Linked DNA regions of Homo sapiens: region 1 is linked to region 2. The links are chromatin contacts, found by Hi-C or POLR2A ChIA-PET in ENCODE. All regions are on one chromosome and are shown on one strand. The core of a region is the stretch at or near the end of the contact, and the rest is flanking DNA. Distances in the headings are between cores, read along the strand shown.

Region 1 (6,102 bases), core at 2,027-4,526, 220 kb after region 2:
CCTGTTGTCTGTCAGTTGAGTGCCAGGGAGGTGGATCAAAGGTGCACCGGCCCAGAAATGGCCTCCAGCAACAGGTGCTTAGATGTTCTGTTCTAGGGGTGCCAGCGAGATGGTACAGTCATTGTTTACCACTGCCTTTTCCCATGAAAACAACGAACAACTCCATGGGGACAGGAATTTGACTTTTATTCTTTCCCATATTCCCAGTGCCTGACAGATGGAAGGTACCTAATAGATATTTGTAGAATGGCTGAATGAGGGTGCAAGACACCATAATGCCTTCCAATTATCTTTCTTTTGCCTTGCTATTTTCATTTTAAAGTGGCAGATGGATGGGGACACAGTAGGAATTATCTAGATTATGGCCATCAGCCACTTTCAATAATCTTTTGGTTCTTGTTCTAATTCATTAAATTGCTGTGCAGCCAACTTGAATTACACAGCAAGACACAGCAAAGAGAATCAGAAGCCAATTCTTCTAACACGTATCTCTTCTTAAACAAGGAAATTCCACACAGCACCATTTCTTAGGCAAGGCAGATAACCCCTACATATTTGGTTTTTCTTTAAATGATCTTTGCTTCTAAAGACTATTGATTGTAAAAACAGGAAGCAAAAGACAAGGTGATCTGCAAGGGATTAAAAGCTGACAGTCATTTATGGACTCGGTCAATAAGGACTGAATGCCTACTGTGTGCCAGGTACCAAGCTAGGTGACAGGGACACCACAGTGAACAAGACATGATCTGTCTTCGATGACATGCAGCCTTAAGCCAGTATTTAGCATTTACTGTATACTCAGGGTTTTTCATGTCTTAACTCATTTAGTCCTCACAGCCCCACTCTCTATTATTGGTACAATCTTGAGCAAATTACTTAATCACATCAAAGGTTCCAGAGCCTGTATCCTTAACCTTTATATGTTTTTCTTTTTTGAGCAGGTGGTACAAACAGCAAGCAATGATAAAGCAGTGTAATCAGTGCCACCAATGATCATTCCAGATTACAGGGTGCATGCAGAAGACACAGCTAATCCAGGCTTGGGAATGGTCAGAAATTTACTGAGGGAGTGATGTCAAGGCTGAACAGAAGAACGAATACATTAGCTCAGAGGAATGAGGAGGAGGAAGAGGGTTCTAGAGAGAGGGACTATCACGCACAAAGACCAGGAGAGAAAGCAAGAGCACACAGTGACTTTGTCCCATTAGAGCACTGCTATAGAGAGCCAGAGGGAAGCATGCTCATCTTCTAGGACATACAAAGCGAGTGCTGGCTTGAGCCCTTTTGGCTGAAAGAGGGAAAAGGTAGTTTCTCTTCAGAGGCCTGGAGGTGCATTTCTATCCCAGATGAGTAGAGAAGCGAGGGCAAGGGGCCTGGAACTAGGGAGAGAGACCCAGTGTGTGCTGAACAAGATAAGGCACCAGTGCCTGGCTGTGGCTGCCAGGGACTCCTCCCCAATTTGGCCAGCAGCAGCCAGGGAGTCCTTATGGAAATTATGCTGAATTAATTTTTTTAAATTTTCTTTAAAAAAACCAAAAGAGGATTGTCTAACACCAATGCTATAAAACTCTTTGGAACCAGGAGTCTTTCAACGTTGATATCAGGATAGTCTGTTGAATCTAGCCTCAGTTGTAACGTGACTGAGAAAGAGACATTACTTGTATAGAATATGCAAGAATGTAAATTGCCTAACATACAGTAGCAGTTCATTAAAAGAACTACTTTTTAGTAGGGAGGTAAGGAAAGTAGGGGGAAGGAGGTGAAGGAAGGAAGGAAGACCATAGGGAGCCAGGTCTGTCCTGCATTGTGGAGGTTTCACTTCTTAGGACTCCAGGTGTCCCAGAGTCATTTGATCTGTCAGCAGTTCTCAGCGGGTGCACTGAAATCTCTGGGGCCATTTTTGGTTATCATACTGATCAGGAGTATTACTGATATGAGCATGCACGGGCCACTGTGCAGAGTGGGATTCTTAACAAGAATTGCTTCACATTACAAACATCCTGCTGGACATTCATGAAGGTGGAAAAAACTATTTATGATTATCTGAGCCTAGACTGTAACTTGGTTTTACATATCAAACAAATACTTTTCTGCATATTAATATACTTACATTTCCCAGGATCACAACTGAGTAAATAAAAAAGTTCTCCAGGCTGGGCAACAGACTGAGACCCTGTCCAAAAAAAAAAAAAGATTCTAATTGTTTGTTTGAAATTTTTACCAAGAGTTGCTTACCACTTTCAGAAAAATCATGACTGACAGCAGTCAGCCATGGTATCTGAGTTGTCAAGACAACACAACTGTATCAGTACGCATTTGGAGCTGTCATATTCAAGGTGATTCTATGTATAGGTACAAGCATCTAACTACTTCATTATTTCTTTTATGTAGCTATGCCTGAGAATTTACTTTTTATTTTTTTTTAGACAGGGTCTCACTCTGTCACCCAGGCTGGAGTGCAGTGGAATGATCATGGCTCACTGCAGCCTCAACCTCCATGGCTTAAGCAATCTTCCTGCCTCAGCCTCCTCAGTAGCTGGGACTACAGGTGTGTGCCACCATGCCCAGATAACTTTTTATTTTTTCATTTTTTTTTTTTTTTTTGAGACGGAGTCTCCCTCTGTTGCCCAGGCTGGAGTGCAGTGGCATGATCTCAGCTTACTGCAAGATCCACCTCCCAGGTTCAAGCAATTTTCCCGCCTCAGCCTCCTGAGTAGCTGGGACCCAGGTGGGTGCCACCACAGCTGACTAATTTTTCTATCTTGTACTAATTTCGTATTTTTAGTAGAGATGGGGTTTCACCATGTTGGCCAGGATGGCGAGTGATCCACTTGCCTCAGCCTCCCAAAGTGCTGTGATTACAGGTGTAAGCCACTGCGCCCCGCCCCAGTTAACGTTTTAAAAATTTTCTGTAGAGACGGGTTTCTCCATGTTGGCCAGGCTCATCCTAAACTCCTGACCTCAAGTGTTCTGCCCGCCTCAGCCTCCCAAAGTGCCGGGATTACAGGTGCGAGCCACCATGCCCAGCCAGCACTTATATATGGAAATGTATTCGTATTTTTCCTTTGTCATTTATATTGGATCATTATATTTTCTTTGAAATTGTGTGAATTATCTATGAATTTCACCTCAGCATTATAAAAGAGGTATTATAAAATATTAGTTATGCAAAGGGTAATAGATCTGACAAGAGTTTAGAACCACTGGTTTTTGTTAAGAATCTAGGCTGGGTCTGTGGTTTTACACCTTCTTCTTTTCTGCTGCAACTGACACTCAAATGGTGGTGGCAGTTTCTATTTTTAGTTGCAAACTGAAGGTTACTTCCTTATTTAACTTATAATAACTTCTAAACAAAGCACCTTCCTTAAATTGAACTACTCAAATAACTCTGCAATATAACATTATCCCACTGGCTATGCGTACTTAGACCACAGCCTATGGCTTCAATAATGGGTTTTCCAGAAACTGCCTCAGGACCATTTGTCCTCAGAAGCTCTCTCCCCAGTTGGCTTTAGAGACACACACTGTTCCCAGATGCAGAAGGCTGCAAACTCCCCCTAACAAGACAGCCTCGATGCCCCCTGTCAACTCGTGAGATGCAGACTAACCAGTATCTTGAGTGTCGACAACACACCAGGCACATTGAGATTTGTTATTTCCTTACTGGTCTAAGAAAATCTTGTAGTCATACCCCCAGTTTAATTACCAGATTTTCTGCCTGTGGATAATGGCAAAGAACTTCTGAACAAAGGATAACTTAATTTACTCAACCTACTGTTTTTTTTTAAGAAATGAAATGACCTTTATTCAGTACCAAACATATTTCCCCTAAAAATATGTATTTGAGTCTAAAAAGGCCTTTCCAATTTGTACTTTTCCTCCAAGATGCCAAGCTACTTTTTTTTTTTTTTTTTAAACAGAGTTCCACTCTTGTTGCCCAGGCTGGAGTGCTGCGGTGTCATCTTGGCTCACTGCAACCTCCGCCTCCCAGGTTCAAGCGATTCTCCTGCCTCAGCCTCCCAAGTAGCTGGGATTACAGGTGCCCACCACCAAGCCCGGCTAATTTTTTGTATTTTTAGTAGAGACAGGGTTTTGCCATGTTGGCCAGGCTGGTTTTGAACTCCTGACCTCAGGTGATCCGCCCACCTCGGCCTCCCAAAGTGCTGGGATTACAGGCATGAGCCACCGTGCCCGGCCACCAAACTACTTCTTTAAGTTACAACAGGCCAGTGGGTGTTAACTCTTTTTTCAAGAAAAGAGGCTTTGGTGTTCTGCAAGATTAGGAGGGATGAAGTGTTAGATTCATGGTTTTCAACCAGGGATGATTTTGTTCCCCAGAAGCCATTTGGCAACAACATCTGGAGACATCTCTGGCTATCCCAACTGGGGGAAGGGAGCATGAGTGCTACTGGCATTAGTGGGTAGAGGCCAGGGATGCTGCCTAACACCCTACACTGCACAGGACAGCTTCCACAACAAATAATTATCTGGTCTGAGATGCCAATAGTGCCAAAATTGAAAAATCCTGCTTAAGATCCTTAAAATACACCCTTCTACTGAAGAAGAAACAACCAAACCCTCCCAGCTGGGTGGAGAATGCCGCTACAAAGTACTGGTGCGGCTTTGCTTGCCAGAGGCCTAACAGCTGGGTGCAATTTCTTTCCAGCAACTGTTCTCCTGCCTTGAAAGGCTGGGCTCTAGCCCTGGCAAAACTGAAATTTGAGAATGGTTCCCCAGGTCACATAGACTTTTAAACACCTTTCTCATTAAAAAACAAAACAAAGAAAGAAAAGGTTTCTTCTGATCACAAAACAAAACTCTCAGTGTAAAAAAAGGTACACATTACAGAAATAGCATAAAAATTAAAGGGCACAATCCCACTGCCTAGAGATGGTTGCTAACAGTTCAATGTATATTCATTTCCTAGCCAGGCATTACCTATCAACAAAAAAGGGGGCTAGGATACTACAGTTTGCCACTGACTTTTTCTCCTTCACAATGTATGTTGCACATCTATCCATGCCTAGCTGGATGGTATTCCACTGCACAGATGACCATCTTATTCAATCAAGTCCTTATTCATAGATATGTGGGTTACTTCCAGTATTTTGCTGTACAAAGAATGTGACACTGAAAAACATTCTACTTTGTGCACTTAAGACCTTTTTTTTTTTTTTTTTTTTTTTTTATGAGACAGGGTCTCACTATGTCACCCAGGCTGGAATGCAGTGGCACAACCATGACTCACTGCAGCCTTGAACTCCTGGGCTCAAGAGATCCTCCCACCTCAGCCTCCCAAGCAGCTGGGACTACAAGGCATGCACCACCACACCTGGCTAATGTAGAGTCAAGAGTCCCCAGCTATGTTGCTCAGGCTGAAGACTTCTGAGAAGTGTAAATGCTAAGTTCAAAGGGCATGTACATTATTAAAACATATCTGCATTATAAATAAAAGGGGGTCTTTATTATTTGCATATTCATTAACCAAGTCCTTGCAGCTACCAAATTATATAGAGAAGTGAAAGTCATCCCAATGTGAAAACATTCACTAATGAGCTATTTATAAAAAGTTAGTCCCTCTTTGCTTCTTAAGTACCTGAAGCCAATGTATTTATCCTGCCCACTGTATTCTGGTCTTCTGTTAGTCTCTATGGTTATACTGTAAGCATATGACAAATGACACAAATAGAATGCAACTTAATTGCAATAATCACAAATCTTGCAAATGGTGGTGGATTTGATGAAGTTGATAAATAATGCTAGAAAACTGCTCAAACCTTAAGCAAAAGCTCTGAAAAGTGTGGGTGACAGACTCAGACCAGTTAACAATAAAAGGAAAGTTGAGGAGGTGATCACCGATAGATACTTATAAAAAAGAATGTGAATATCAAAATATCAAGAGGCCTTCTGAAAACTGATGAAGCCCTCAAATATTTTTGCAAAACTTCCTTCTATGATCACGTTGCAAAAATCAAATGAGAAAATTATTGTAAGATACAAAATCAGTTTCACTTCAAAAACAACTTAATTTCCTTGTCAGAATTAATATATCTTTAAAATTATGAACATGCTTTTGTCATTTTGTTCCATTTTCATGATTAA
Region 2 (6,448 bases), core at 3,837-6,336:
TGTGGGCCCTTCTACAGCAAATGTTCCCACTACCCAGGTGCCCACCAGCATCCTATGCCAAGTGCTCACTGCATCGCCTCACTCAAGTTTCCTAACAGTCCTGCAAGGTTGGTATCATTTATTCCCATTGTAATGGTGTGAAAATTGAGGTTCAGAAGAACAGTGGAGTGCACTTTGGAGACTGACAGATTTTTATTTTTATTTTTTTGGAGACAAGGTCTCGCTATGTTGTCCAGGCTGGATTAGAATTTCTAAGCTGGAGAGATCCTCCCGCCTTAGCCTCCTGGGGAGCTGGGAACACAGTTGCATGCCATAAGGCCTGGCTGACTGGCAGGTTTTAATCTGCCATTTACTAGTATCACTTAAGCATTTTACCTTTTTATTTTTTTTTGAGATGGAATCTCATTCTCGCCCAGGCTGGAGTGCAGTGGTGCCATCTCGGCTCACTGCAACCTCTGCCTCCCAGGTTCAAGCAATTCTCCTGCCTCAGCCTACCGAGTAGCTGGGACTGCAGGCGCACGCCACCATGCCCGGCTAATTTTCGTATTTTTACGAAAATACGAAATGTTGGCCAGGCTGGTCTTGAACCCCTGACCTCAAGTGATCCGCCCGCCTCAGCCTCCCAAAGTGCTGGGATCACAAGTGTGAGCCACCGCACCCGGCCTATTTTATCTTTTTGAGCCTTAATTTCCTGATCTGTAAAATAACAATATATTCTTTATGAATATTATTGTGGGCAAAAATCATGTATTTAGAAGCTCGTGCTACGGGCTTGAGGTCTGGTAACCATTTTGCGAATGGCCGTTGTCATTGCGATCACCAGCGCGCCCCCTGGGGGTAGGCAGCCGGAGCTGCAGCGCAGCTCTGCCTAATGTCAAAGCCACAGCTTTCCCACTCCGTGGGGACGGGCACTCGAGGCCCCCGCTTGCAGCAGGGACCCACAGACAGCTGAGGCGGAGGAGAGTCTAGGAGTCGCTGGGAGCCACGAGGCAGGGGAATCTGGAGGGGAACTGAGATTCACTGAGCATTTCCGGCACAAGACCTAAATCAGGCATCGCACACAGCAACCGAGGGGATATTCTGAGGCTATTTTCGGGCTGGAGACTCTGGTTCTGGGTTCTGACGGGGCTTGGGAAGGAGTGAGGTCATAGCCTTTCCGGCACCTCTCACTGAGGACACTGAAGGAGACTTAGGGAAGGCCGGTGGGTTGGAGGCTGGACCTCGAATTAGCAGGCTCCAGGCAGAGGGTGTGGCCCGGGAAAGGAGTGAGAGTTCACCAGCTTGCTCTTTGCTCTGCGGTGAACAAGAGCCGCAGAGCAAATGAAGATCCAGGCTCATTTCCATATGTAGATAATTCTGCCGGGATGGGGACGGATTTCTGGGAAGCAGCGTTCACACTCAGAGAGGTTAGAGTGTGCCTTGTGAAAATCCTTCTTAGGTTTGTTACTCAGAACCGCCAAATCCCGCGCTCCTGAGACTGGGGCCCTGTGTTCCACCCACTCCTCTCCGTTGGCTACCATCATTTTTATCCAAGACCACGTTTATCTTCCGTGCCCCGTGCTGCACACGCAGCCCACACAAGCGGGTGAAAAATCTTTATAAACAAATGTACAGACTCTCTGGAAAAAACAACAACAAAATCTCAATTGTGTGAATATGCCACTGTTTGTACATTTTCCTGTTAATGGGCATTTAAGTAGTTTCAAGTTTTTGAGAGTTTGGCTCTCACAAACAGCACTGATATACACATTCATATCAAAGTTGTTTCGGGGGGCCATGGGGATGCATTTCTGTTGTGTATCTATCTGGGGGTGGAATTGCTGGGTCACAGGGCAGGTGTTTGTTCAGCTTTGATAGATATTGCCAGCCGATTTTTCCAAGTAGTTGCACCATTTTCCACTCCCACCAGCAGCGTATGAGAATTCTGTTTGCCCCACATGGGCTCTGACACTTGGGATTGTCCGTCTGAGAATGACAGCACAGCAGTATGGCTGAGTCCCGCAGACATGCGGTGAGAAAAGCCAGGCATAAAAGAAAACATGCAGACCGATGATGCTCAAAAATAGGCAAAACTAATCTAATCTGGGAGTCGTGAGGGCAACAAGGTGGGTTCTGGGGTGCCAGGAATGTTCTCTTTCTTCATCTGGGTGGTGGTTACACAGGTTTATTCCCTTCGTGAAAATTCATTGAGCTGTCTGCCTGTGATCTGTGCACCTTTTTATACGTTATACTTAAATAAAAATTTTAAAGATATTCTCTCTCAATCTCCCTCTCTCTCCCTCTGCCATCTTCCCTCCCAGCACATGGTTGGGAACTGTCACCTTCAGAGCCCCCTTCAAGGCTGTGTGACCTGGACTGTTGCACAGGGTGTGCACTCAGAAGGGCAGGGGGCTTGGTTTAATGTTCTGCTGTCTGTCTTGAAACTATTAATACGTTTTGAACAAGGGTGCTTTGTTTTCATTTTGCATGGGGGCTCACTCGTAGTGTAGCCGACCTTGGCCCTGGGACAGGCAGCTGCCAGAGTCTGTCTCCAGATCGTGGAGATCGTCTCCAGGATATGGTCTTTGGCAGGCACTGAGCACAGGGCTAGGTTGCCCCCCGGACCCCTGATGGAGAAGGCGTGGGATGCCCAGAGCTGCCCATGATGGTTCTCCCTCCCGTGAGAACCTAGGAGCGTATGTACCTGCAGATGGGATTGCTGGGTACATGGGAGATGTCTGCACGGTGTGCCACGTGGCTGTCTGCCCCTCCCCTTCTTTTTATTGTGGTAAAATATGCATGACATAAAGTTGACTGTTGTAACCTTTTTAAAGTGTACGGTGCAGTGGCATTAAGCACATTTTGATTGTTGTACCACTCTCCACCATTGAACCATCTCCAAACTCAAAAGTTGAGTTTGAGTGTGCCTTGTGAAAATCCTCCACATCTCAAAAGTTGTGGAGATGGTTGAATGGTGGAGGTAGTGGTACCACATTCCTCTCAAACTGAAACTCTGTACGCATTAAACAACTTCCTATTCCCTTCTGCTTGCTTGTATGATTTTTCTCTGTGTGTTTCTCTCTTCCCAACTACTTTATGGACTCCATGAGGGCTGGGCCAGGCTGGGCATATTCACCTTGGAATAAGAAAGAACACATACAATACACACAGGGCCTGGAAGAAGTGGTTGACACAATAGTTTCATTAAATAAATGAAAAATATGTAATATTATTTAACATTTGTTTGAAGGCTGAGTGACTTCTTGGACTAATAAATTCTAAATTTAGTGCTGAGACAGTGTCTGTCACATAGCTGGATCCAAAACCTGTTGACAGAATGAATGAAGCATTAATAACTCTGTTGCCCGTAATAAAACATTGGCCCTTTATTGAGCCCTTACAAGTACCAGGCACTGTTAATACACAGAAAGAAAGATGTCTGGCACTCCATACATTTCCTTCCTTCCTTTCCTTCTCTTTCTTCCTTCCTTTCCTTCTCTTTCTTTGTTTCTTTCTTTCTTTCTTTTTCCTTCCTTCCTTCCTTCCTTCCTTCCTTCCTTCCTCCCTCCCTCCCTCCCTTTCTTCCTTTCTTTCCTTCTTTTTTTCCTTCCTTTCCTTCCTTTCTTCTTTTTTCCTTTGAGACAGGATCTCACTCTGTTGCCTAGGCTGGAGTGCAGTAGCACGATCATGGCTCACTGCAGCCTTGACCTCCTGGGCTCAAGCAATCCTCCTGCCTCAGCCTCCTGAGTAGCTGAGACTACAGGCATGTGCCACCATGCCTGGCTAATTTTTAAAATTTTTAGTAGAGATAAGATCTCACTATGTTGTCCAGGCTGGTCTTGAACTTCTGGGCTCAAGCAATCCTCCTACCTTGGTCTCCCACAGTGCTGGGATTACAGATGTGAGCCACCATGCCTGGCCTTCTTCTTTTCTTTGTAAGCATTATCGCATTTGGCCCAACTACCCTCTGAGATGACTACTTGTTTTATAAGTGAGCACAAGCTCAGTGACATCATGTCCCCTGCTGTGGTTACACAGCTGGCAGGTGTCTCCAGATGGGGCTGACTCCAAAGTTTGGTGCTTCCATATATATTTTGTGATGCCTCCCTGTGTTAATGAACCAAAACAGAATTTCTTAATATTTTTTTCTTTTTTTTTCTTTTTTTTTTTTTTTTTTTTTTTGAGACAGAGTCTCACTCTGTCACCCAGGCTGGAGTGCAGTGGCACGATCTCAGCTCACTACAACTTCTGCCTCCTGGGTTCAAGTGATTTTCCTGCCTCAGCCTTCCAAGTAGCTGGGATTACAAGTGTCTGCCACCATACCTGGCTAATTTTTGTATTTTTAGTAGAGATGGAGTTTCGCCATGTTGGCCAGGCTGGTCTCGAACTCCTGACCTCAGGTGATCCGCCTGCCTCAGCCTCCCAAATTGCTGGGATTACAGGTGTGAGCCACCGTGCCCGGCCTTTGCTTTCATTTTAATAAAACATGTTTTTCTTTTCTGATTATAAACATGTATTTACACTCTATTTTTTAAAATAAGGCATTACAGAAAGTGGAAATCTGACTTTTTAAGACTTCTTAGAATGTTCTCTCAAGATCCATGGCAACCCTTCCCGGGCATAGCAGATCTGGAACACGTGGCTCTTGTGGGCTCTTCCTTCTGGGTTGTCTCCAGGTCAAGGGATGTATGTATCCCATCGCTGACCTTTCTTTCTAGGTACCTCCCTCCCCACTAATCTTCAAAGATAACTGAGGGATGTTGTAAAGGCAATAAAGCCACCTCGACTTTCTCCCCCTAACCTGCATTTCCCATTAAGTCTTGTTTTCAACTCTACAGGTGGGGTTTTCCCCAGCCAGACCTTAGGTTATTTTCTGAGCTTTGGTTTCTTACTGGGGTTTGGGTGCAATAAGGAAGTTGACAAGTGAAACTGTTTTTTCCAGGGTAGCTGAGCTAAGCCTCTTATCATTGGAGGAGCGGGGAGCAGTCCTGGGATGGGTGGTAACAGGTGGAGGAAGGTGAGCCAGCCCATGGCTCTCTGGATTGGCTGCCATGAGCTCAGTTCCTGGGAGATACTGTATATATGGACGGCCAAAGCATCTTCTGAGACACTCAGAAAATTGCCAGCACCAAAGTAGTGGCATCTTCTCCCTGGGAGAGCTGGGTCTGACTTCTCACTGGACACAACTTCCAGCTGACAGGGAGCAGAGCCTAACACAGAGACCTCTTGTCTGAAGATCCCAGCCCAGGGTGTTCAGGACAGAAGCGATTTCTGTGGTCCAAGGTTGGTTGAACAATACCCTCTCCTTTGGGGGCGGGAGCAGTGGGTATGTATCTTGGGGTCCGGAGAAGAGTTTAGTCCTGGGTGTCAAACCAAGAGTCCAGTCCCAATGCTGCTTCCAGCATGCTGGGCCCTCCCAGAGAGGCAATGGGGGTGGAGGTGGGGGATCAGTTTTCTTATCTCTAAAAAGAGGGAGCAAGGTTCAATGACATTATCTCAACGGGGTGTTTCTCAAAGGGCTCTGGGCTCACTCGGACTTAAAACTCTGTATTCAAGTCCCAATCCTGCTTATTAGCCGCCACCCTGAGCAAGGAACTTCACTTCCTTGGGCCTCAGTTTTCTTGTCTGTAGGATGGGGCAGCATTACATAGCTCACCTGCTAGTTTCCCTCAGGATGTGGTAGAGGTCAAGTTATAGACTTTATGTGAAGGTACATGAGGGAACCCCCTGATAAATGAGAGGTGTTATTATGACCTATGGTTAAATTAAGGTTCTATGAGTTTTAAGGTTTTTGGAAGTTAGTCCAAGAATGGGGAAATCTTATTAAAATAACTCATGGTCTACTGCTCTCTTGGATGGGAATGTAGAGGCTGGGAGGTGGATTATAACCCACAGTCCTGACCGACTCCTCACACAGTGTTGCATTGCCCGTGGTCTTGGATAGAGGACAGAATGGGGTGGGGAGGGCATGGGTGTCTATACCTAGGCACACGTGATTGTGTGACTCCATGTGCATAGGTCATGGTAGGTGTGTATGTGACTGTGATTACCTCCATCAGTGTGAAATAGCAGGTTTCTCCCCTAAGTCCATGTGTAAGTGCGTGCATGTGTATCTATGCTTACATGAGGCCATTTGGTGTAGAATAGAGAATGTAGGATTTGAATCGGGAGAAGTGGGAGAGTCTCAGCTCTCTGCTTCCCGGCTATGTGACCTTGGGCGTGTCTCTTAATGGTCCGGAGCCTCAGTGCCCCACTGTTAGCCCATCTGATTCACTGCTCCTGGCAAAGATGAAATGAGATCATGTCAATGAAACGGCTCTCTGGACGCCGTGTGGCTGCATGAAGGTGAGCTGGTTTGGGTTTGCACATGCCTGTGTATCATTTGTTTGTTTCACAAACACTGAGAGCCTCCCAGGCTCAGGTCCCCTCTCATGGAATTTAGAGTTAGGACCGATGGCAAGCGGTGAGC

The links. Hi-C counts contacts between places; a loop is a spot of excess contacts on that map. ChIA-PET counts read pairs that join two places held with the same protein, here RNA polymerase II (POLR2A). Pooled maps may share reads with other maps.
Region 1: a pooled map shows a loop between it and region 2 (2.4-fold over the local background). The contact joins the enhancer-like site here to the promoter of BNIP5 in region 2. A Hi-C loop is called at or near these places in 1 of 168 maps with a recorded cell type or tissue (GM13977) and 3 of 50 pooled maps. POLR2A ChIA-PET finds 5 or more read pairs at or near these places in 3 of 52 experiments (CD4-positive, alpha-beta T cell, CD8-positive, alpha-beta memory T cell and OCI-LY7).

Annotation. Positions count from the first base shown.
Region 1 is chr6:36,112,430-36,118,531 of GRCh38, reverse strand. It overlaps a transcript of MAPK14 not described here. Among named protein-coding and RNA genes, the nearest start is that of MAPK13, 15 kb to the left of the region's middle. RefSeq lists an enhancer at 3,215-3,294. Within about 2 kb of position 3,276, at least 6 of the 41 ENCODE cell types and tissues checked have a DNase peak (open chromatin) inside an H3K27ac peak, as active enhancers do; they include CD4-positive, alpha-beta T cell and OCI-LY7, where a contact is called at or near this core.
Region 2 is chr6:36,335,526-36,341,973 of GRCh38, reverse strand. BNIP5 (BCL2 interacting protein 5) reads left to right here and starts at 5,086. Exons shown (of 12, transcript NM_001010903.5): 1 at 5,086-5,262.